Linked DNA regions of Mus musculus: region 2 is linked to region 1. The links are chromatin loops, found by intact Hi-C in ENCODE. Cell type or tissue: heart. All regions are shown on one strand. Each heading gives the region's core, and the rest is flanking DNA. Links, peaks and the distances in the headings are about the cores only.

Region 1 (2,914 bases), core at 131-2,630:
GTCGGTACTCTTAACCATTGAGCCATCTCTCCAGCCCCCAATTTTCTTTAAACTAAGTATCTTCTTCCTTAAGATTGGTGTCAGAAAGCCTTGTGGTTGCAGAAATACCAGACAGGATGACATTTTGAATTTGATTCTGTTTCAGTTTGGCACAAAATTAATAGATCAAAAGTTATTTCCTACTCCCCATTGTATCAAGCTTGGATTTCTACAAAGGTTCAATTTCTCTGACCTCTGTCTAATTCCTCCTTCCCTTCCTCTATATTTCTTTTATAATTGACATAAGACCACTGTCCTTTCTCTTAGATTCCTAAAACACTGTGCAGCCCCTTGCTTAAAAGCAAAGGCGGTCTGTTCTTTGTTTGTAATATATAGAAAAGTTCTGGTCAGGAAGGCAGGCAGTTCACGGAGCCAGCATGCTTTCTTCTGTGTCTCTGTCATGAACCCATGTTTCAATACAATTCCCATCTTTCTTACAATTCTGTAAAGAGCAGAACAACATCAGGATTCCTAAAACTGCTTCCTTCAGGAAGGTACCAAGGTTTGTCATTAACTGTGTGGCCAAACTCTCTTCCGATTCACACTAGTTCCTTGTTTCTGAAGCGAGATCTAAAAGCCTAGTGATTCAATTCATTTGCCAGCTGCTAGAATTCCCTAAGTTTTTCTTCTTTACTAATTGTTCTCACATCCTGTCTCATGCTTACTAGCAACACTCATTAATAATCTAAAAGTGTATCTAAATAGTAAGTTCTAAGAAAGACTCAGTTTTCTGCAGAACTGTTTTTCCCAGGGAACAGCCATTGATTCCACTCTTGTTTACAGCAGCTTCTTGTTCCAGCTCTAGCTTTCAGAGAGGCCTTTAGCAGTGAGAAACATAAGTATCATGTGTGTAGCGGATTTCTACCCAGGGCACTGGAGGCTCAGTCCGGGTCATCCAAGCTCTGGAACTTTGTCAAACAGTGCCTTCAGGACGCTTGGCACTGCCATAAGGTCACTCACTTTATATTTTAAAATTGCAAGGAAGTAAAAATAGAAATAATACACAGATAATAATACTCAGCTTGCTGACTGCCATTTTAAGGGTAAGCTTCTTTATTTAGTGTCCAGTGTTTTATATCTGACTCTTACTAGAAAAATGGTCAGTTGGTCACCAGAGGCCAGACCAAAACCTCTGGCCAGACAAATGCAGTCCCAACCAGATAAACCTAAATGAATAATCCTTAGCGACACGAGGTCAGGACTAAGGAATGAGTCTCTACAAGGTTTTGAGACCACGTGAAGCAGAGGAACACCTAGCTGAAGAGCTTGTCACACACAGAGCCCTTGGGGGTGGACTACAGGGTGGATTGTTTCAGCTGGTAGATTGGGAGGAGCCAATCTACCAGCTGAAACCTCCTGCCACCTCCTGGCCACACATGTAACTTCTCTTTTCCTTGAGAGGGGACAAGACGGGTGGTTTTCTTCTGGACAGTAGAATGTGACCTAGATGAAGAGTCATCCATGATTGTTTTACAAGCTTAATGGTGTTCATTCTGCTAGAGGCCCCCGCCCCACCTCCCCCCAGCGCTGGCTTTGAAGAGGTGACTTGCCCATTCTACAGTCACAAAAAAGTGAATTCTGCCAACAAGCTCAGAATCTGGAAGTAGATTCCTGCTCACATTTAACTCTGAGAACCACACATTATTAGCAGGAAGTATGTATTGCAGCTCCGTGAGACACTAAGCCAGTGGTTCTCAACCTGTAGGTAGTCAGTCCTTTGGGGATGAAATGACCTTTTCCCAGGGGTCATCTAGGACCATTGGGAAACACAGATATTTACATTACAATTCACAACAGTAGCAAAACTGCAGTTATGAAGTAGCAACAAAAGAGTTTTTTGGTTGGGGGTCACCACCACATGAGGAACTGCATTAAAGGGACCCAGCATCAGGAAGAATGAGCACCGCTGGTCTAAGCAGGCTACCAGCTGGGCTCTGACCACTCTGCAGCCTCACAGAAACCATGAGGAAGCGCGTGCTTTATGCAGCTTTGCCTGTGTAACAACAGAGAGCCGCCCCCTCGGCCTATGCTCTTGACTGTCTCTTCTTTAGACATCTTCATTTTCTAAATATTCAGCGTAACAATCCTTCCGGTGGTGGGCTGCTGAAGTTAAGATGATTACCCAAACTGCAACTCTTTAGAGAAAACAAAACAAAACCAACCTAGTTTCTCCAGGTCTCCATAGTAACATTAACACCAAAGGGTGACATAGAATAGTTCCTACGTATACAGGATTTTCCAAGCCCACTGTAGGCAGGGGTATGCTTGTGGCACTAAATGGGCAGGTTTCTCTCCAACTAGACACCATTTTAAAGTGGCCTTTGGGCTCCTGTTTCCTCTAGGCCACACATATACCAGACATACAATAATTAATAAATTAAAACTGCAATTGGCTTTCAGCTCATTAATAAATAAAAGCTGATTTCAGGCTTGTAGTTCAATGACGCTTTTGCCTTGATAAGTACTCAACATTAAGACCTGTGCCAGAACACTGGAACAAAAGAGTTTGCAAATGTTGGTGTGGCCTGAGCTGAAAATTACCAAGGACAAAGCAAAGCAAAGGGCACAAGAACGCAGGCTCTCCTTTAATGAGCTGCACGGGCTTCCCACTACTGAGTCTCCCCTAGAATTCTTACGACTTCTCACTTTCCCAGGTATCTGAAAAAGGAAGGAGATGAAAGGATTCTCCCCTTGCCCGGCAGTTCAGCAGTTAGGAGCTCACACTGTTCTCCCAGAGGTCAACGCTTGGGTCTCGGTGCCCACTGCCCCTGGACCTCCAGACCCAGGGTATCTGGCACCCTCTTCTGGTCTATTCACACACCTGCACTAATGTGCACCCCCTCCCTCAAACACACACACACACACACACACACAC
Region 2 (2,914 bases), core at 128-2,627, 890 kb before region 1:
GCTCACACCTCTCAGGAAAGCCATTGGGGATATCTGAGGCATAGCTGAGGACGAGGCTAGACCAGACCCTATAGATGCAAACTGTGAGACACAAATGATAGCCCTGGGTCTCTACAACAACACAGCCAAAGATGTTGGCATTCAACTTCCTTTCTACTATTTTCTTTTTCTAAGGCCCCAGAAAACAGATACAGGAATTCCTGTGTGACTGAGAAGCTGTTCTGCTGCTGAGTCATGTACCCTCTCCCCATCCTCCTCAAGTTTCCCCTGAGAAGATAAGTCAACAGGGATCTTGCAAGAGAAACCAGAGGGGCTTAGGGTGGACTGTAGCTAGCACACATAATGCACCTTCCTGGCTCTTATGATTAAGCCCTGCTTGATGGCTGCTGCCCATGCTGCCTGTATACAAGCCCCTGCTCTCTGCTCCTTTTAGCAGAGCTGGCTGAGCCACAGAGAGCTGCCTTGCCTGTGGTCATTCTGCATTCTGAACAGCTCACATCTGAGCCTAATCAATATGGGTCTATCAAGGCTGGGCTCTGCCTGCCACGGGCCATCACCGAGGGATCATTCTGGTGACTGAGCTTATTGATGGCCTGGCATTGTGACTTGACTGCTCCCTTGACCCACACCGCCTCCCCTTCCCTTCCATCAGTGTCAGTTCCAGGGGCTCGCTTTAATAACCATTCTGCGCACCAGAGTCCATCTGGTGCGCTCCAGCTGTAACATCTTTCCCAGCTGCGGAATGTGCAGGCTGCAGCCTGTGGTGAAAACAAAAGCTAGTATCTATCTGAGCAATGCCTACTGGCCGCATCAGAAATGGAGGGGAAGCAAAGCAGTAAACAGTGCTCCCGGATTGTCTCTGCTGTTCCTGTCTCTCGATTCCTGCCTTTGAGCTCCTGCCTAGGGTTTCCTTGAGTATGGACTTGTAAGCTAAAATAAACCCTTTCCTCTTCAAGTTAGTTTTGGTCAGTATTTAAATACAGCAACAGAAAAGCAAACCGATATATCCTCCCTCTACTGTTTGTCAACATCTGGAGTCCACATGGGTTCCCAGTCTTTACATATGCTCATCGATGCTGGAGATTCATGCAGGGTCCTCAAGAGAAAAAAGCCAGTCAGCCTTTCTAGACTGTCTGAGGGGTGTCTAGGGGGAACTGACCAGTCTGTTTTGACTGCTGTTTACCAGGTAGGATTTGGGATTGGATGTTGTCTGGTGTAGTCAAAAGCAAAGGAGGCTCAGCATCCAGGTGTCCCTGGTACAAGGTGAATTTTGAAAAGTGAAAGCAGTTACAGGTATGGCTGACAAGAGCCAGTGGCCACTCAGAAGAGTTCATTGTGGCATTTCTTGCCTGCCCCATGATCTTTAAAGGTAGCATTTCCCTTTTGCATGTGGCCCCCTTTGAATTAATCCTCACAGCCAAATCAACAGAAAGTCTGAGTGTTTGTTTGTTTTTGGAGTTTGTTTGTTTGGTTGGTTTGTATGTTATTTTCTTTTTGGTCAAAGAGAAAGATGGGAGACAGGTGACGAGAAAGGAGGGGAAAAGGAAGAAGTGAGCATCTTTTCAATTAAGTTCTAGTGGGAAGACAGATGAGTAGAGAGGTGTAGCTTGTGCCACCTACTGGAAATTCTGAGGCACTGCAAGGGCAGAAACCAGGGTACTAGCTACAGGTAAGATTTGGATCAAGTAAGATTTGGATGACAAGTTTGAGCTAAGATTCCACAACAAAAGGCTTCACAGTGCTCGCCCAGACCTTCCCAAGACAATTCCCTTCCTTGGAAGACATGGGCAGACTTGCACTTCTGATGGAAGAGGTTAGTTTGAAAGATCTGGTCATAACGACAACTCCATTTTCCCAGTGGGCTACATTGTTAACGTGCCATTATTTCTGCTTAGTCTCCAATTAACAGTATGTCAGAGTCTAGCTGTGAGTTCTCTGTCCTACAATCTCTTTGTCAGTCAGCTAACACAAGGGCTACAGGAGATCTCAAATTTTAAGATTTCTTGGGTGAGTCCTCTTGGGAAGCCAATGATATACGTACCTTAAATCATATCTTCTATCAATTCATGTGTGTGTGTGTATCTTCTATCGATTCATATATATTCAACCACCTCAAGTGATATTTTTAAAATATTGGACACAACTGTACAAACAGACAAGATGGCAGACTGCTCATTATTAATCAACACTGTCTAGATTCAGTCACAAATCTGCCACAGGAGGGCTTCTCCTTGAGATGAGAAGAGCAGCAGTTGAGCAAAGGAAAGAAAGGGTTTTTTTTTGGGGGGGGCGGGGGTAGCCCTTGTCCTCCTCACAAGGAAGGTTTCAGAAACGTTACAGGCCAGTCTTAGCATCTGTTAAGAACCCACACATATGACTCTTACAGGACACACCGCAGCCGTCTAGTCTGGTGGGATCTTGACCGATTGCATTTGCCATTTCAGAACTGAGTCCTACAGACCCAAGGAGAAGTGGTTCAGAGTTCACTACACCTTGTCTCAGGCAGGTTTTATTTATAGCCAGAGAAAGGGAAGTGAGGGACAGAAAACAGAAGGTGTGAACGGATCCCACTAAACCACCTACCTATGTTCAGGGGACTTAACGTTATGTGGGGGAAGGGGGAAAAAAGACCCTTTCTAAGCTGTGCCAAGCTCAGCAAGTGTCCGCAGCAGCCACATGCAATCCTTCCCTGTTCCCATGCACTTCGTCTGGGTGGTGTTAGCAGAGGCTTCCTTAGTGCTTACACTTGTATGTGTAAATGGGGGTATAGCTTCAAACAATACATGTAGACCCCCCCAATTCTGTCCCCCATCTCCACCTCCTGCATCTACAGGTCACACAACAGTTCCCTCCATCTCACCTGTCTCTAAGATGCAGGGAGGGTGTGTGAAGGGCTGGGAGTGAGAGCCTACAG

What was found. A loop is a pair of places that touch in the nucleus more often than their neighbours do. Peaks named below come from ENCODE experiments on the same cell type or tissue, not always from the same donor. Only the 100,000 strongest peaks of a DNase experiment are listed, where the experiment ranks them.
Region 2: a loop joins it to region 1, with 5 times the contacts of the local background. A loop is called at or near these places in 3 of 42 quality-filtered maps.

The regions. Positions count from the first base shown.
Region 1 is chr1:37,901,849-37,904,762 of GRCm38, reverse strand. No RefSeq gene overlaps it. Among named protein-coding and RNA genes, the nearest start is that of Mrpl30, 13 kb to the right of the region's middle. In heart, for the core only: a CTCF peak has its summit at 1,423 (motif pointing left); no DNase peak of the experiment used is centred there.
Region 2 is chr1:38,787,847-38,790,760 of GRCm38, reverse strand. No RefSeq gene overlaps it. Among named protein-coding and RNA genes, the nearest start is that of Lonrf2, 47 kb to the left of the region's middle. In heart, for the core only: a CTCF peak has its summit at 1,623 (motif pointing left); no DNase peak of the experiment used is centred there.